2 separate regions of the Homo sapiens genome follow, and region 1 is linked to region 2. A link is a loop called in an ENCODE intact Hi-C map of the cell type or tissue named here. Cell type or tissue: IMR-90. All regions are shown on one strand. Each heading gives the region's core, and the rest is flanking DNA. Links, peaks and the distances in the headings are about the cores only. Region 1 has its middle 230 kb from the start of MIR4642. Region 2 overlaps SUPT3H (SPT3 homolog, SAGA and STAGA complex component).

Region 1 (9,042 bases), core at 735-8,734, 410 kb after region 2:
CCACGCTCCTGCCTTCAAGCCCGACACCAATGTTCAGGGTCAAGACTATTCCTTTATTTACTCCCAGAATCTTGCTTAGTACTTTGTTAGCGAACTAAAAGCTTTTCATAGCCGTGTGCCTGCCAGCTCTGAGTGTGTTACCTGGAACAAGCTCTCCTAGGATGCCCGGGGGCAGATGAGGGGATCAGCCACATGCCCATGGGCCCTGACTCACCAGCAACTTGAGAACAAGAAGAAGCTCAGCAGGTCACCTGAAACCTTTGTACTGGCCTCTGGCTCAAATGCAACACAAAGAGCTTTTTGCTTCTAGCAGACAGCAGTGGTAGGGTGGTTGGGGAACAGACAGCCTACTCCTGAGATCTGTGGCTTAAAAATTCTCATAATTATTGTTACCACATATCAGTTGTCCAGGCATCTGGACAGATGTGGGGTCCAGGCACCATGCAGACTCTCCTGCATATGTTAATTCCCTGAAAGGCAGGAAGAATTATGCCTAGTTTACAGCTGGGAAAACTGAGGCTCATTGAGATTAAGCAACTTGTTAAAGCTTCCTTAACCTGAGAGTGGCAGATCTGATATCCAAATAGGGTCTGTCAGTATCTAAATGCCATGCTTTCACTAGGACGCCCTGAGGCTCAGATTGTACCTAAGACCAAAGACCAGGTCACTGGGAGGCAGACAATGTGATGGCTCCCAGCCCACCCCTACCCCATCCCCCATCCTCTCCCACAGTAGGGCAGCATGCTGCTTTGGTGGAAATCATCCCTCTCCTAGCTCCATAAGCCAGTCCATGTAGTTTCATCCCCCTTGCCACAGTGATTTATTTGTTCCGGGATGGGAAGGAACTTAGGCTCAAGCCCATCAGTGCTTGACACTCTCCTGGCCATAATGTCTGTCTGAGGCTGGCTAAATCAGAGTGAAGCACAGGACTCGTGTTAAATATTTGGGGGTGGGGTGGGAGAGCTCTCTCTCTCTCACACTCCACAGTGTGGTATGCGGATGTGAGGCCCAGAACAATTGCAGCTGTTTTGCCACCATCTGAGAAATCAGGATGAAATGAAGCCAAATCATCAAAAAGGACAGAACTGGGCAGATCACAGAGAAATGGAGACATAGCCCTGATCAAACCATTCCTGCAAGTTGAACCACTCCTGGCCTTTCCATTGCATTTTCTAATATGTTATTCCCTTACTGTTCAAGTCGGTTTTTGAGCTAAGTTTTCTATTCATTGCAATAGAAATGATCATATCCAGAATCTACAGAAAATTGGCCTGGGTTGGTTTTCATCAGACCAGCCTCTACTAAAAGGAACTGGTTGCGGATGAGGTGAAGCAGCTGTGTGCAGGGCCGAAGGTGCAGGGATGCAAAGGGAGCAGGGTATGGTGGGGAAGTGTAAGGGAGGGGAGGGGTGGGGGGCTGAGGGAGAGGAGGGGGAGAGAAGAACTGAGGGGCTGGGGATTGAGAGTGTAAGAGACATTAGAGGAATTAGGGGTGTAAGGGGGCTAGGAGAATTTGGGAGGAGTGGAGGGTGGGGTAAAGAGATAAGTAAGGTGAGGGGTGAGAGAGCAAGGGGGTGAAGGAGGTGAGGATGCTGAAGGAGATGAGGGGGTAAGGGAGTGAAGGGGGTGAGGAAATTAAGGAGGGGAGGAGTTGGGAGGGGGCCTCCTAGGGGCCGTCCCAGGCCAGAGCTGCCAGGAGCACTCCTCTGGCTGCTGGGGACCCTGTTCCCACTGGGCAGGGGAGGCATCCTGCCTCGAGCCGTGGGGGGAACCAGAAGTCATGGAGGGAACCTGAAGTGGGAAGGCTGAACACATTGATGTAAATCGTTGCCCTCCATGTTTTCAGTTCCTTGTTGCTGAGAAATGGAGACTAGCCCTGATCAAACCATTTCTCTGCAACAAGAAAGGATTGAGCCCTGGGCTTTCAACCCTTGTTCCAAAGAACTAAGCATAGAAAGAATTCACCTGCTTCAAAGAGAGGGGATATTTTTGGAACTAAAACACTCCCCTTCCTCTTGCCTTAACCTTTTGCCCGGAGAGCACTGGGAAGCCTTGGTGAGGCTGCAGAGAAGGAAGGTGGACCCCACTGTGCACTGACTCCATCTGTGAAAATCTTGAATTACAAAGGAAAGCAGAGAAGACAGTATGATCACAAAAGGCTTCTTCCCATGATAAAAGGAGGTTCTGCAGTAGTCTTGTGAATAGTGAGCTGTCGAAGTGTCTTTAAAATCATATCTCAATTTACAGGAATCTGGCCTCATTTTACAGAATCCATCACCATTAGTAAGCAAGGCACACCCAAAGATAGGGTGCACCTAATGAGGACAAGGGCCCAAATTAGCCTTCTCTCTGGTCCTTGCCTCAGTTTCTCATTATCAAATCTGTCCTGAGGTTGTGCAGTCAGGGCCTCTCAAAACGCTCTGGCCCGCTGGACCTCCTGTCTTTAAAAAGACACACACACCTTTGTTCCTTCACCAGTGCATCCTTTTCTCAGACCTTTAGGTCATGGGAAAATGGTAGACAACTTGAAAATCTGCCCAAATCTGGCTCTGCAGCTTGAGTTATGTTTCTTAACCTCTCTGAGCTTCAGTGTACTCCTCTCTTAGTAGGTACTATGTCACAAGGCAGTTGTTGTATTAAACAAGAAAAATGCAAGTCAAAACACAAAACTTGATACTAGTAGATGTTGAATAAATTGTTTAAAGAAAAGAATACATCTGTGCAATGTACGGAAGGATGGATTGAACAAAGTGCTTAATTGCAGACAACAGAGTCTACTCTAGCTATTGACATGAAAATGAGTTTATTACAGAGTATGTGGGAGTTTGCAAAGTTTCTTGGGAGGCCCAGGAACCAAGCCAGGATGCTGCCCAACCAAAAACAATGCAGACTAGACAAATACCCAACCACACCACAGGACAATTTCAGCAGAAACTCTACACCCATGATGTTGGGAACCAGTCAGGATGGTTCCAGAAAAAACAAACATGTCCCCAGGGGATCCAATGTACCCACACTTGGCCACCACTCATGTTGCTCGCTGCCATCTTTCCTGCCACATGTGAGGCTGCCATTTGCTATACCTGCGCCATTAGCAGGTAACTCTGGCTGCAGAGAACCAACCCCTCATATTTGGGAAAGTCAGAGAGGCTGGTTTAGGCAGATGTTTAGTGAAGCAGCCTGCAGTGTTCACCATGTTGGGGCATCTCAGAACCCCTTGTTGTCCAGGTCTGGAAAGAGCCAACAATGTTGGGGGGTCCCATGCTGTCCCCACCACTGGTCTGTGCCCAGGAGCTACAGCATTCAATCTCTGTCATGCTCTTTAACCTGGCACCAACAGCTTCCCAGAATCCAGCCCAAACTACCACCTTGGCCTTGCCTTCCTCCTCTTGTTTACAGGACTCCTCTCTTTCAGGCAGCCCAGCCTACTCACTGGCTTCTGCCTCCTGAGATCCTGCAGGACATTGGGGGAAGGTGGACACTATGCATGCAGGCACACAAAGCCTTGATTTCAAGTTCCAGCCCTGTTATTTGTCTTCTAGCTATGGGACTGGGATGAATGATTTCCCTCTGGCCTTTAAATCCCTCACCTACCATTGCGTGATCATCACAACACCTCCCACTGCTGCGAGACTCCAAAGAAGGGCTAGGTGGAAAAAGCACTTGGTACATTGAAGAGCGCTCATATGGTCACTCAGAGCTTTCTCATCCTTCAAGGTTCAGCTCAAAACTGACTTCGCCGCCAACGCTGCCTGGATCCTGACTCTGTTGGGATTGTTCTCAGAGCCTGCTCAGTGTACTTGGAAATGTCCTTCAAAGCCTGCTAACTCTCATCATTTCAGGGTTGATCTGATATTTAGAAGCAACTGAAAATCATTTGAAGCCAATCCCAGTGAATTAGGTGAGTAATCAAACTGGGTAATGAAATTTTTTGGTCAATAACGAGGTGGGACGGAGTGGTTTATTTTTTTTTCCATGTGGCCCACACAAATGGACTCTGAAGGCAATTCCAAAAGAGATGCCACAAGGAACTTGAGCGATGGCAACTCCACTGGAATTGGATGGAGCCTTCCAGTGGAATGTCTTTGGAGTCCTACTCTGTTTGCTGAAAAAACACAGTCATTATTTTATAATCACATCTTACATAAACATCAGCTTTTCTCTACTGGCTTTGAAACTGGCATGTATAAACAATGTTCCCTCAATTTATTTTGAGTAAATGACCATAGTCAACAAGCAAGAATCTATAAAGATGGAATATATGTATTTGGAATTTTAGTGTTGTAATTAAATCAAACGTACAGCGAAGGTTATCTGATGCATAATTAATCATTTGCATAGTTGTTGCTATGTGGCTTGGTAATAAGGTATAAATGTTCTTTGCCTAATTTTGGCACAACAAACTCAGGCATTTTGGACGTTGGCTGGGATGGGGAGAGAGGGGGAAATGCGGGTACGGGGGATGGGGCAGGCTTAGCTCTCCAGCCCTCTCTGCCACTCCCTCCCCAGCAGGTCTCATCTGGGCACAGGAGACCGCTTGGCCTCAAGCTAAGATGTAGTTTCAAGACTGAGCCCGTGGGCCAGGACTCTGAGAGCAGTGGGCCGTGGATGCTGCCAGTTCTGTCTTCCGGAAGAAGAAAAATGAGTTAGAGGTTGGGAAGATGTTTCTGGGGCCCAGGAGGCAGTCAGCTCCTGCTTGGAAGGTTGATGAATCCAGAAGTGAATCTGGCTTGCCCCCTCTCTGGGTAGGTGACCTTGGGCTGCTTAGTAACCTCCCTGAACCTCAGCGGTTTCCTGATTCAATGGCAGGGTTCCTGGGGCATAATGAAAAACTCTAGGTGCATAGTAGGCACTCCATGAAAGAAGTCTTGGTCTCTTTCCCCAGGGACGCTGGAGGCAGGGTGAGGGTGGTGGCGGCACAGCAAGTCAAGGATGTCACTTAGCCATCTGTCGGCAGGGGTAGGAACTGCAAAGGGCTTTGGGAAGGCTGGCAGAGCTCTTCAGATGAGATGCTCCCTCTTCTCTCTTTCTCGTCCCTTTTATTATCACATATCACATTCCTAACGCCAGCATTCAGGAACAGCTGGTTTTATGGAGGCAGAGGAAAGAAGGACTCCCTCAAGAGATAATCATGGGGCATGGCTGGCTTGTGAAAGTCCCAGGGGCTCAGCGCTGTGTGGGGCCAGAGCAGGCTTAGCAGGGCAGGGCCAAGGAGGCTGAACAGTGGGCCCTGGAGGAGCGGAGTCCTTGAAGTGCAAGAGAAGGGAGGGGCCCACCTGCAGGGAGAAAAGAGGGAAGGCACCTCGGCAAAATGGGGCTCTGCTGTACCTTGTTCTTTAACCCTGTGATGGTTGACAAGCTATTTCTGTGCACTCTGAAGGGGTGCCCTTGGTTTGGGGAACTGACAAAAGGCAGACACTGGGGGATGAATCAAAGGTGTGTGGGGCAAAGGAAGGGCTTCAACTAGATGGGAACTGGCCTCCCAGATTCTGCACCATGCAGAGATCCAGGGGAACCTGGCCTGCAAATCCTGTAACTTGGCTGGGTTTTATTCAAGGTGGGCGGTCTAGTCCTGGTGGTAGGAGGAGGGAGGAGAAACACATTCAAGTTGTGTTGCTTATTAATGGGAAAGATCCTTTCTCTGGAGACACATAGAAAGAGGAAGAGGAAAACAGCCACAGGTCTGAACAGTCCAAAAAGCCGGAGCAAATGCGACTGTCAGATCCCAGCTCCCCCAACACCCCCTGTGGAGGCATTTCACAGGCCTAAAGACGACCATGACTCATCCATTAATTTGAAGAGAAAACAGAGGATGAAAACAACAGAATAGTCCAGACACAAGCATTCTTCTAATGCTTTCCATTCCCCAAACACACATTTTAAACCAGATTCCCTTGGCTTCCCAGAATGTCTTGATTTTATGCTTTCATGAGTCACTAGAGAGAATGCTGAACCCTATAGAGGGGGCAACTGTCAATGAAGTTATTGATGCTTAAGGATGGAGGTGCTGAGACAGCCTGGGGCTCCCAAGCTCTGCCAGCCTCGTCCTTCATACAGGTGAGGGGCCTGAGACCCCAGAGTTAGAAACTTGTGCTCACGCCTGCTTTCCTTCATCCTCTCCCTCTTCTCCTTCTCTTCCCTTCTTCTCCTCTTTCTCTCCTTCCTCCATTCCTTCCAATGCTTCCCTCACACCTTTTCTTGCCGTTCCCTCCTTCTCCTCCTCTGGGTTTCCCTTAAGAAGTGGGTCATCTCAGGTCACCAGGACACAGCCCCTGCCCTTGTCTTGTAAAGCTCTGGTTTACAAAAATCCCACCTGTGCCAGGAAGACCAGGCTCTGCCCAGTCTTCTTTGCAATGCAGAATAGACTTACCTGGTTTTATGAACAGCTTAACCAATTATTTTAAAAACAAATACCCATCGTGGAACACTATGTGAAGGAACATTTCTCTTTCCCAATTTAAAAGCCAGCATATTCTCCTACCGTCCGCAGCCCCTTCTGTGCCTCTCCTTCCCCAAATGCTTGCTTTGGCTTGGGGGAGAGGTTTTCGATATCTGACACCTCTTGAAAGTGTAGTTTGGCAAATGAGAATTGAAATCCACTCCAGACAGCCAGGCCTGCTCTGGGGGCTGCCTAAAAACACCTGGGTCCCTCCTCACACCCGACAAAAGCCAGGCCTCCTGTCTGAAAAAAAAGCAACACCCTGGTCTCTCCACCGTTCCCTGCCCTGCTCCATACTCAGCTGCCCCTGCTCTATGAACACTGAACTAAATTTAAAACCTTGGTACTAAAACAGGTGGTAGAAGCAGGCAGGAGTGGGCCTGGCTGGATTGGGGGCATCTTCCAAGAGTTAAGACAGAGGACTTTTAAGGCTGGACATCTGGGCTTCTTCCCTCCTCCAGCCTCCCCACCAGGCCCTGACTTGACCATCCTCAAAGCCTTGCAGATGTTCAAACTGATTTAAGATGTTCCTGGAAATGACAAGGGAAAGTGTCCAGGTGTCTTTAGCAGGTCTTACCTGAAAAGCCCCCTCTCCCCACAACCTCTGGGAAAGCTGCCTCAGTTGGTACACTTCCCTCTCCCTGGGAATCAAAACTACTTTCCAAGGCCTACATGTGGGCTGGTTTCAATAGCCCCATATAAAACAGCAAACACCCTGTCTAAAGAAAACAGTTTTTAAGGTGCAGCAGAACACATCATAATGCAGAAAACTGTAGCCCAGCAAGCACACGGTGGAATGGAGAAATGGGTAAACTGTTAAGCCAGCACAATGGTTCAGAGATCATAGTGCTGGGCCCGCTGTGGGACGGCCACTCACACAGACACACACAGACCCACACACAGAGCCGTCCCCGATCATGCTCCTGTTTGTACTCAAGCAAACATACCCCCATGGCAACGAAGGGATTTTGCATCACCCAATGCACACTTTGTTGTGCGCATTACGTAATTCATATTTGTAAAAGTTTCCTCTAGGGGTAAATTATTAGGGAGACAAAGGGAAAAAAAGAAAACAAATTCCAGCTTCTTCTAGATTGTGCTCTCAGAGAGGAGCTGTGCCGCCCAGAACAGTTTTCCACTCCCCAGCCATGTTCTTCCTTGGAGGGCGGTGCTGGCCCCAAAAAGAGTCCTGTGCTGTGGAGGGGACACCTGGGTTCTTTCTGCTTTGACTTCCTCATGGGCCAGAACATGAGGCTCCTCTCTGCACCTCAGTGTCTTTCTCTGCTGTGCAGCTCAAGTGTGGGGGCTGATGAGCACAGGAGTTCTTTGAGCATTGGTTGATGGCTTTGAATCCTAAAATGCACAAAGCTTCCATTGCTTTTGTCCCCACTTGCCCTTAGCCCAGCCCATGGCCTTTGTGAATTAGGCTTGCAGCAATTTCTTTTGGGCTGGGCTGTGAGCATTTCTCTAGGTGGTCTGCTCTTGCTGTCTGGGAAGGAAGGGGAGGAGGGTGGCCAGGCAGCCCCCGGAGACCGCAGTCTGTGTGAGGGCCACTCTGGGCCAACCCAGCGAAGCCCCTCAGTGTACCCTGGGTCACTGGGCAGGCACATACCCCAAATGGCAATAGTCTGGGAGCACAGTCTCTTCCTCCTTCTGTCAAACTGCTCATCTGGATCTAGCCTGTACCTGGGATTTCTTATTTATCTAAGTCAAGTATCTCCACATGCAGGTCTGAGGGGGAAAAAAACTGTGAGCTCAGTCGCTCTCTGGCTAAGCACTTAACTTTTCTTTGGCTCCAGACGCATGTTCCAAATACGAGGGTTTACATATAGACATATCTATTTGCAGATAATTTGTCTGAGCCCTTATTATCCTGTAATTGGGTTAAATGCTGCTGTGTAGGCAGCAGCATACCAAAGCCATTGCCGAATCCCTGCAAGGCCTCAGGCCTCCCCTCCCTCCCTCTTTCCTCCTGCAGGCCTATTGGAAGAAAAAGGTAGAAACATAAATTAAGGCAGGGAGAACATATTTCTTTCTTGGAATGAGCTATTTAAAGAACAAGCCAGATGTGCAAATAGACATTTTCCCCTTGCTCTTTACATTTAAAAAGACTGTGTATGTGTATGCATGTGTGTGTGTGTGGGGCGGGGGGTGGTGGTGAGAGAGAGAGAGAGAGAGAGAGAAAGCCTGAAACATACCATTCTCCTCTTCCTGTGGAGACCACCGCACTTTTCAATAAGAGCCATTGGTGGTGGGTCCGATGTCACCGTGTAAACACAGCGAGCCCCTTCCCATGGCAGCAGGGCCCGGCTCTGCCCTTTCTAAAAAGCTGCCCACACTGTCCTTCTCTCTCAAAGCCTTTCATCTTTCACCTCCCCGTTGGTCTCTAGGTCAGACACAGCCCTTCTAAAGGACCACCACCCCGCCCTGCCACCCCCTAGACCTTGAATGATGGGGCCTCTCTTGGAGCCCATGTTCCCAGTGGCTGGAACACATACTTTTACAGTCACCACTTGGCATCGGGACACCAGCTTCATGACTTACCAGGTTCTCTCCAGAGAAAGCACTCTTTGATATTTTAATTGTTTTATAGAAATCTTCCTA
Region 2 (9,042 bases), core at 334-8,333:
GTGAAAAAGATTCTCTGGAGCACATTATAATTAAACTGTCAAAAGTCAAAGACAGAGAATTCTAAAAGCTGCAAAAGAAAAACACTGAGTCACATATAAGGGAATTTCCATTAGACTATCCGTATATTTACCAACATAAACTTTGTAGGCCAGAAGAGAATGAGGTGTTGTATTCAAAGTGCTGAAAGGAAAGGAAAGGAAGGAAAACAAACAAACAAACAAATAAAAAAACCTGTCAGCCAAGTATACTGTATCCAACAAAGCTCTCCTTTCGAAATGAAAGAGAAAAAGAGACCTTCCCAGAGGAGCAAAAGCTGAGGGAATTTATCACCACTTGACCAGACTTACAAGAAATTCTTAAAGGAATGCTACAACAGGAAATAAAAAGGTGAGAATCATTGTAATGAAAACATGTGAAAGTATAAAACTCACCAATAGAGCTAAATTTATAATAAAACTAAGAACACCCCAATGCTGTAACGATACTGTGTAAATCTTTCAGTCAACTAATATGAAGGTTTAAGGTCAAAATGGTCAAAAACAACAACTGCAATGTTGGCTAAGGAACACATAATAAATAAAAATGTAAATTAAGGCCACAGAAATATAAATTGTGTGGCAGAGTGGAAAAGTCGAGAGTATTTTTATGTGACCAACATTTAATTAATTACAGCAGATATACAAACAAAAAAGAGAACAAAACCAAAGCAGTAAACAGTAGAGCATGAAAGGAAGAAAGGAGGTATAAAATGACCGGAGGACTGGACATGGTGGCTCACACCTGTAATCCCAGCACTTTGGGAGGCCAAGGCGGGCAGATCACTTGAAGTCAGGAGTTCAAGACCAGTCTGGCCAACATGGCGAAACTCTGTCTCTACTGAAAATACTGAAATTAGCCAGGTGTACTGACAGTCCTGTCTTTCTTATGTTTTAGATTGTGTGTTCCCCCACCCCCCCAACCAGTCCTTCTATCCATCTGATTTTGTTTAATTTCTGTTTTTAGCAATTCCTCAGTTTTGGCTCACTAATACCATTCTTTATTTTCCAAAATTGTTTTTGAAGCTTTTCTTTTTTCCTCCAAAATACACCTTTTTAAAACTTCTTGAAATTTTAGGCAAAACAAAAAGTTGAGGTGTGGGCTATTTGTCATTTTGATCTATCTTTCTTTACTTTTGTGTTTATTGAGTTTTTCTACTGATAATGTGACACTATAAGTAGAAATGCACTTGGCCTTGCAGAAATACAGATTTTTATTGATTTGTTTCATGAACACTTTTTTTTTTCTTTTCTTTTTTTTTTTTTTTTGAAACAAGGTCTCACTCTGTCACCTAGGCTGGAGTGCAGTGGCACGATTATGGCTCACTGCAGCTTCAATCTCCTGGGCTCAAGTGATCCTCCCACCACAGCCTCCTGAATAGCTGGGACTATAGGCACAGGCCACCACACCTGGCTAGTTTTTAAAGTTTTTGTAGAGACAGGGTTTCACTATGTTGCCCAGGCTGGTTTCAAACTCCTGGACTTAAGCGATCCTCCCACTTCAACCTGCCAAAGTGCTGGGATTATAGGCATGAGCCACCATGCCCAGCCTATGAACATTTCTTAAACACCTATCATAAGCAAAATCCTATGGTTGGTACTATGGACAAGGCCTTCTATCTCAATAGAGAGGATATAGTTTGTATGGTATATGGTCTGTTCAGGAATGAATATACTACTAATGAAGATGTAATGTTTTATAAAGTGTCACAGTGGTTCAAAAAGGGAGAAATTACTTCTTCCTTAAAAGAATGAGGGAAAGCTTCGTGGGGGAAATCATTTTTATGCTGGTATTGGAAGTGGTGGTATCTGACCACATAGAGATTAGAAAGAGAGTTGAGACAGTGGGAAGTACAGGTAGGAGAACAAGTCAAGAAAAGTGAATAGAACATTTTGAGGGGAACATAGCATGCATGAAAAGGAACAAAGGGAGATTAAAAAACTACCAAACCATATTCGGTAGAAATTTAGAGCCATTTAAAGTTTTGAGCCTAGTTTCAGCTGGTGTTTTTAGCTGATAACCCAGTATTGTGCATGGAATAATTTGAGGCAAGGAGGCCATTTCTAGGGGGCCCTGCTAGGAAACTGGGCATCTAGACTGCCAGGGCTTGACAATAGGTTGGATTTTCTTTCAAGCAGATTGTAAGAAATCATTAGTGTTACTCAGTAGGCTGCAACTTAATCATTTTGACAGCCAAAGGGGGCTAATGATTAAAGGCGTCAATTTAATTATTTAAAACATTTGACCATATATGCAGAATATAACCTTGTATCACTATTTTACAAGTACAAAAGCATTTTTGAGTGTGAGTCTGACTTCATTGACTAAAGTTTGGAAGAGCCTGTTTGTATCAGAGAATACATCAGAGTCTCTGCCCTAGTTTTTTTTTTTTCTTCTTGTAGTATATTCTTTATGATAATCAGACACGTAACAGGAAGAACATCTCCATCTGGTAATCATTACCTGTAGGATGTAGAGCTTGTATGTGTCTTCTGGAAGTTAACTTTTAATGTTAAACAAAGGAAGCTGATCAAAACCAGCTGTAAAACCTTTGCATAGTTCATATTTTATACAGTCAGCATTACATTACCATTCACATGACTGTATGTCTGAAGTTTTCTAAAAAAGTAAATCTTTCATTAAAATTATTGTAATCCTGATTTTATAGTTAACACAACTTAAATGTTTCCCTGTTTGGCAGGAACATTTAACGCAATTGACATCACTGTGTGTATGGTTATACACCTTGGAGAAATAATGGCTCATTTATTAAACATATATGCCACTATTAATATATTTGGGATGCAGTCAAAATAAAAGCAGTAGGTAGGTCAAAATATAATTTTCTAATTTAAAATTATGAGGTTAATAAATGTAGAAACTTGCCAGCTAAACATGTAACAGGCCATTAAATATATTATATGAACTAATTATATAGATACTGAAAATTATTCTAGTAATACCCCCTTTGACACATGGCATTTATTATAATCCTAGGTACACACAAGCATAGTAATTTTAGATCATTATTATTTATGAAAAGAAATGGCTCAGAATTATAAATCAGGAAGAAGACTTCTTTTTTTTTCCCTTAATTGAATTTAGAACTACTGTGGAACTTGGAAGAATTAAAAATTCATCCTGGGCAGTGCTTTGCATTCTGCAGGTATATCGTGTATGTTAAATAATAATAGTTTCTTCTGCCTGGAACTTGCAGTCGTTATATAAATAGCAATTTTGAAATCACAAAGCACATGAATTTCTAACAACACATACTTGTGAAAGATCTGTAACAACAGTATTGAGGATTTGCTATCATGAGATGGAATTTCATGACGAGAAAATTTACCAGATAATGTAATGACTCAGGCAGAACAATTTAAGCAGAAGACAGTAAGCATTTCTCTCCGAAGGAAATATTTTGTTATTCAGTGGTTGTTTTGTAGATGATTAATACTGTTGTGTTGGAAATGTTCTAGTCTGGAGAAACCTAAGTATTGCTCACAAATACCATGTAGTCAGAGAAGCCAAGGACATTTCTGGTGATTCAATATAGTGTAACATCAAGTATGACCATATCTGGTATTAGGGCCACTGTTGTAAAGGTGCTTTTCTCAGGCCTTGGTTAACTGTTTAGGAAGGTATTTAAAAATGTACAAGCACATAAGTGGAAAGTAACTGATGGCAAACGAATAATTTTCAAAATACTATAATTATAGTTTTCATTTCTGCTAATAGTGGCATATTCCTGTTTTAAAAGATATGGAATATATTAATTGTATGCCGAAAAGGCACTGAACCATGTTAGTCTCTGAGAATTGACAAGCTATCATTCCTTAGGAGAGAGATTTAAAGAATGGTCTACTTCAGTCACAGTATTTGTGTTAGAACGCTTAAGTAAATTTAAGACATTCATTTTTAACACAAAAATAAATAATTTGTAGCACGAAGCACATAGCAGAAACTCAGTATATGTATGTTTATTAAATTATTGTACCAAGACTTAATTATATTAACACCTTTCTTAAACTGTATCTATGTGTGTATGTATAATATCTGTAAATACACATATTTGTATACATAAGATTAACAGAAAAAGTGCAGATTGTAAGTGCTTAACTCAGGGAGTTTTGACAGTTCTGCACTCCCATGTAACCAGCACCCCAAAAGCAAGGAATAGTATTTCCTGTACTTTAGAAAGTTCTCCTTTCCAGTCACAACTTTCTTACTTCCTCCAGTGGTTTCTATTACCATAGTTTAGCGTGTCTGTTCTTGGATGTCATGTAAGTGCAATTACATAGAGTGTGCCCTTTTGTGTCTAGCTTTCCTTGGTTTTGTTAGTCTTTTTTATTTTATGTATTCTAGTGGGTGTGCAGTATTATTTTATTGTGATTTTCATTTCTGTTTCCTTAAAGATGAATGATATTGAGCACCTTTCACTTGGCTTATTGCCTTTCATATATCTCACTTTGTGGTGTGTCTATTCAAACTTTTTGTTCCTTTTTATTGGGTTATTAATACTTTCTATGTTTTGTCCAAGAAATCTTTGCATACCCAAAGGTCAAGAAGACTTTCTGTTAGGTTTCTTAATGTTTATATGGTATCTATTATCTTTATAGTTATATGGTACCTATTATCTTTATGGTTATAGTTTTTATGCTTAATTTTGTGGTCCATATTTAATTATTTTTTAGGTATTGAGTTAGATAGATAGTGGAGCTTTTTTGTTTTCCATTTAGCTGTTTCAGTAACATTTGTTACCTGTGTTTCAGCAACATTTTTGGACATAAATAAAGGACTGTGTGACTAAAATTACATATAGAGTTAACATTTTTATTCTCTTTCCTCCTTTAATTTAATTGCTTTTCTGTTTAGGTGCTTTTCTGAACCCTTGCAGGTTTAACCACTAGTGAATCACTAAGCTGTGTCTTTCATAACATTTCAACAAATTGATGTCAGCACTCATTGCAGTTTTCTGTTCTCTTCCATAGAAATACTCAAGAATCAATTAATTCTGTCAATAAGAAGTGATCTGTAGAATTTGTATCTAACTTCTATCCTGTATCCCTCCTCCTATTCTCACCTTATATAGCTCCTTTTTCTTGCCCTTTTCATAGCTGATAGTAAAGAAACGAACTTCAGTACCTCACAAAACAAGTCAAAAGATCTTAAGTATTTTCTGAAACTATTTAGCTGTGGTTTGAGAACATGATGCCCCTAACATGTTAAGGTATTTGGTATAGTAGTATAAATCAAGGTATTAGATATAGTAGCATAAATTAGTGACTATTCTATATAAAATTTCCTAGTCATCTGTGTTCATTTTGGGATGCATCCCATCAAAGGAGATGGCTTTGTGGTTTTTTACATTAAATATATTTTATCAGTTCGCCATAAACTGACATAAATTGGAAGATCCATTTTTGGATTTGAGTTTTGAATTATTTGTGATTTTTATCTTTATTAAGCTTTTTTTTGTATTTTCTGAGCTTTCCATGATAAACATTTATTGCTTTTATAACAAATCCATGGGTAGATTGTATTCTCTAAACTTTTGGTAGTCTAATTAATTAACAAGGTATATGTAGATACTAGGGCACTTTGATTAATGAATTCTCAAGCTGATATAAATAGAAGACAGAATTGAGCTTCTAGAATGCTTTCAGTTGGTAGGTTTCATTATATTGTTTGAGTTATATAGACACATATGTTTGAATGACACTGCTCATGGAATACCTACATATCTTCAGCGTAGATAATGAAGACTATCTGTCAAAGTATCAACCAAAATCTTGTCTGTGAGTATAGATAAGAGATGAGAAATAGACTTTAACGGAGAAAGTCATTTCTTTCAAATTCATATTTAGGCAAATAAACATCAGAAAACATCAAGAAATCTTAGAAATGACAGAACAATAAATGATACTATTGTTTCGTGGCTTCTAAGATGTACTTTTTTTTTAAACTTTTTAACTTTCTGATGTTTGGATTTGTGGTGACACAGCTGTTATTTCCTGAGTTCTGGTAAGATAGAGAGAGGGCCAGTATCCAAGTTTGAAGAAGGTGTCAGTGCCTCAGATTAAAACCCAGGAGCTTTTAATCCTAGATTGGGCAGCCTTGGTAACACAAAGAAAGATGGGTACCAATTACTCTGCATCAAAAAGAGATTCAGAAGAGTCAGACTCTGAATGTGAAAACATTTTACGAATACTTTAACCAATTTTTTTTGCTGCTGTTTTCCTCCTTTTTATGCTGAAGTGAAACAATAATGCCCAAGTATGATCTATAATGATAATCTATGCCTTGAATCTAAAAGAACTTTAAAAATGAGAATAAAATAAAAATTCTAAGTCAATGCTTCTTAGACTATCTGAAGCCAAGGTCTAGTTTTTTGTTTTCTACCTTCACCACTTTTATAAAATATATTTGAAATTTTCACTGCAATATTAAAATGTTACAAAAGTTTCTAAACACTCTTATTTTCTGACCTTGTAGACTGATAACAGTTTATGGTCTGGCACTGGTCAGGGTCCACATTTTGAGTGGCACTGAAAAGAAAACATTTTATCAGTTTAATTTTCATTGTGTCTTTTTTTTCTTAACCCACCAAAATAATGGTGATCTTACACTTGGTGGTGTTAGAGGTTTGATGAAATAGTTGGTGTATATTGCCTAATTTCTTTAAAAGCATTGTTTTAGGAGTCTGACTGCCTAGTTAACTTTGGAGGAAGTCCCATATCATTTCTAAGCCTGAGCCTTTTGATTGTAAAGTGGGGATAATATTAGTTCTGACTTCATAGCATTGTTGTAATCATTAAATAAGAAAATTTGTGGAAATCACTTGACTGGACGTAGTAGGAATGTCATATATATTAAAGCATATTGTCATACTCACCCAGACTTTTCCTCATAGGAACTCAATGACAGGGCACTGTAGAGAGATTATTAGCATGCCAGGAGATTACCCCTCCTCAAAGAGCTGGCTCTCAAGGACCTTTGAATTCAGGTATAATCCAGGGAATACCAACAGCCTTGCATTTCTTTGGTAGGTCTGGGCATCAGAGATCTGTATCACATTGAAGGATGTATGTCTGAATGAGCTGAAACAGGTCTTTAGTAAGCAATTGATAGAAAGTCATGATCTCCCTTCTCAGAGAGAGGAATCTAGTAAAGACTTAAGATGGCTTGTCAGGGCTCATTTTGGACAGATCAATGTTCTCAGTAGGACTCTAGTCCCAAAAGAAAACTGGAGTGCACCCTAATAACTGGGACAGATCCCCAGTCACAGTATACATGGCTCAGGGTTCTGGGAAAGCTGTTTCTTGGGTGACATGTGAACATATAATATCTTACCTGTCCTCTGCATTGGGTATCAGGCTAAGACAACTGATTCTCTTTTACCCTTTTCTGGCTGCTGACTCTTTCTCCTTGACTCCAAGCATAATAAGGACTCAGATTGCAGATCAGTGATCTTTAATGGATATCATGGGGCAAAAAAAGACAGGAAAATAATAAAGAGTTTACTGGGTTTGGTTAGGTAGTTTCCTCATGTGTAACTTTTGCAATTTTTTTCAATGTTTCTAACAATTTTAAAATATAATTTAGATTTTCTTGATGTGGGTCTGGGGAATCCTTGGTTTACTGACCTATGGGATTAATAAAAATTTAGGTTTCCCAGGTGTCTGTTAACCATGCTTTCATTGTTCATATATCCCAATTAACTTGAAACTCTTGCCAAATAGGAACCTGCCTGAAATGAAGATACATATTTCTATTACTATGTCCATTTTTCTTCATTTTACATTCTCCAAAAAAGGTAAACAGAGACAAAATATGGGAAACATCTTTTTTCTGTATTGGTTTGATTACTTTTTATCATATTTATTTTAATAGTATAGCAAACATACTGATTAATTAGGAATAAATGGCAAGAAAAGACTTACAAAGAATAGGGAATTTGTTTTGCGGCTCGGATGTTTGTTGCTTATACATCTGCTTTGTTTCCTGTGAACTTAATGGTGATTTTAAATTTAGTAATATAAACTCTCTGCTATACACTGGTAGTAACACTTCTTCCTTGTCGTCACTCCAGTTTGTAAAAAGAAATTGCTTTCATTTTGAGATTAAAGCATTTCTTTTTTTTTTTTTTTTTTTTGTTTGAGACAGAGTTTTGCTCTTATTACCCAGGCTGGAGTGCAGTGGTGCAATCTCAGCTCACTGCAACCTCCACCTCCCAGGTTCAAGTGATTCTCCTGCCTCAGGAGTAGCTGGGATTACAGGCGCGTGCTGCCATGCCCGGCCAATTTTTTGTATTTTTAGTAGAGACGGGGTTTCACCATGTTGGGCAGGCTGGTCTCGAACTCCTGACCTTAGGTGATCCGTCTGCCTCTGCCAAAGTGCTGGGATTACAGGCGTGAGCCACCATGCCCGGCCAAAGCATTTCATTTTACCAGCTGTTGTCCATGCATGTGACCTTATCAACAACAAAAGTATATACTTCTGAATACCAAATAAGATTAGGTTGGATCCTGGGGTTTCCAAATTGGCTTTGGGTGGTCTTGAAAGATCAGAAATCTTCTGTTGATCTGAAAACTCTATATAATTCTCATAAATTTCAATGTGTTATAACTTCAATCAATATAGTGAATATTTTTTCGATAAAATGGGTTTATTGGATAACAATGGTCCTTTTCCCCTTAAGTTTCCAGATTATGCGAAGTCAATCTGGAAAATCCAATGATATATCATTGGATTCATAGCCTATGAAAACATGCAGATTTTCTTCTATGCTTTAGGTAACTTCAAAGCAGACTCTGATAGAAGTCCTCCTTGGGAATGACCATGATATATTCATACCTGGCATTGATCTGATGGCTCTGCCAAATGTGCCCACTTTGTTGCACACCTTTGCTGAAGTGAGCAGAGATGTTTTCCTCTTCTGGCAGTTAGAAATGCTGCTACCCGCAGCTGTTGGCAGGCTCCTCTCTAGGCATATTTATATCAGT

Evidence for each region. Peaks named below come from ENCODE experiments on the same cell type or tissue, not always from the same donor. Only the 100,000 strongest peaks of a DNase experiment are listed, where the experiment ranks them.
Region 1: it touches region 2 in a loop (2.6-fold over the local background); 6 of 110 quality-filtered maps call a loop at or near these places.

What each region holds. Positions count from the first base shown.
Region 1 is chr6:44,664,214-44,673,255 of GRCh38, reverse strand. No RefSeq gene overlaps it. Among named protein-coding and RNA genes, the nearest start is that of MIR4642, 230 kb to the right of the region's middle. RefSeq lists enhancers at 4,115-4,622, 5,641-6,149. In IMR-90, for the core only: a CTCF peak has its summit at 4,958; a DNase peak (open chromatin) is centred at 5,845; H3K27ac peaks cover 250 bases; H3K27me3 peaks cover 721 bases.
Region 2 is chr6:45,069,890-45,078,931 of GRCh38, reverse strand. All of the region lies in intron 3 of SUPT3H (SPT3 homolog, SAGA and STAGA complex component), which reads left to right. Among named protein-coding and RNA genes, the nearest start is that of MIR586, 120 kb to the left of the region's middle. RefSeq lists a silencer at 4,133-4,333. In IMR-90, for the core only: no CTCF peak of the experiment used is centred there; DNase peaks (open chromatin) are centred at 2,511 and 3,451; H3K27ac peaks cover 163 bases.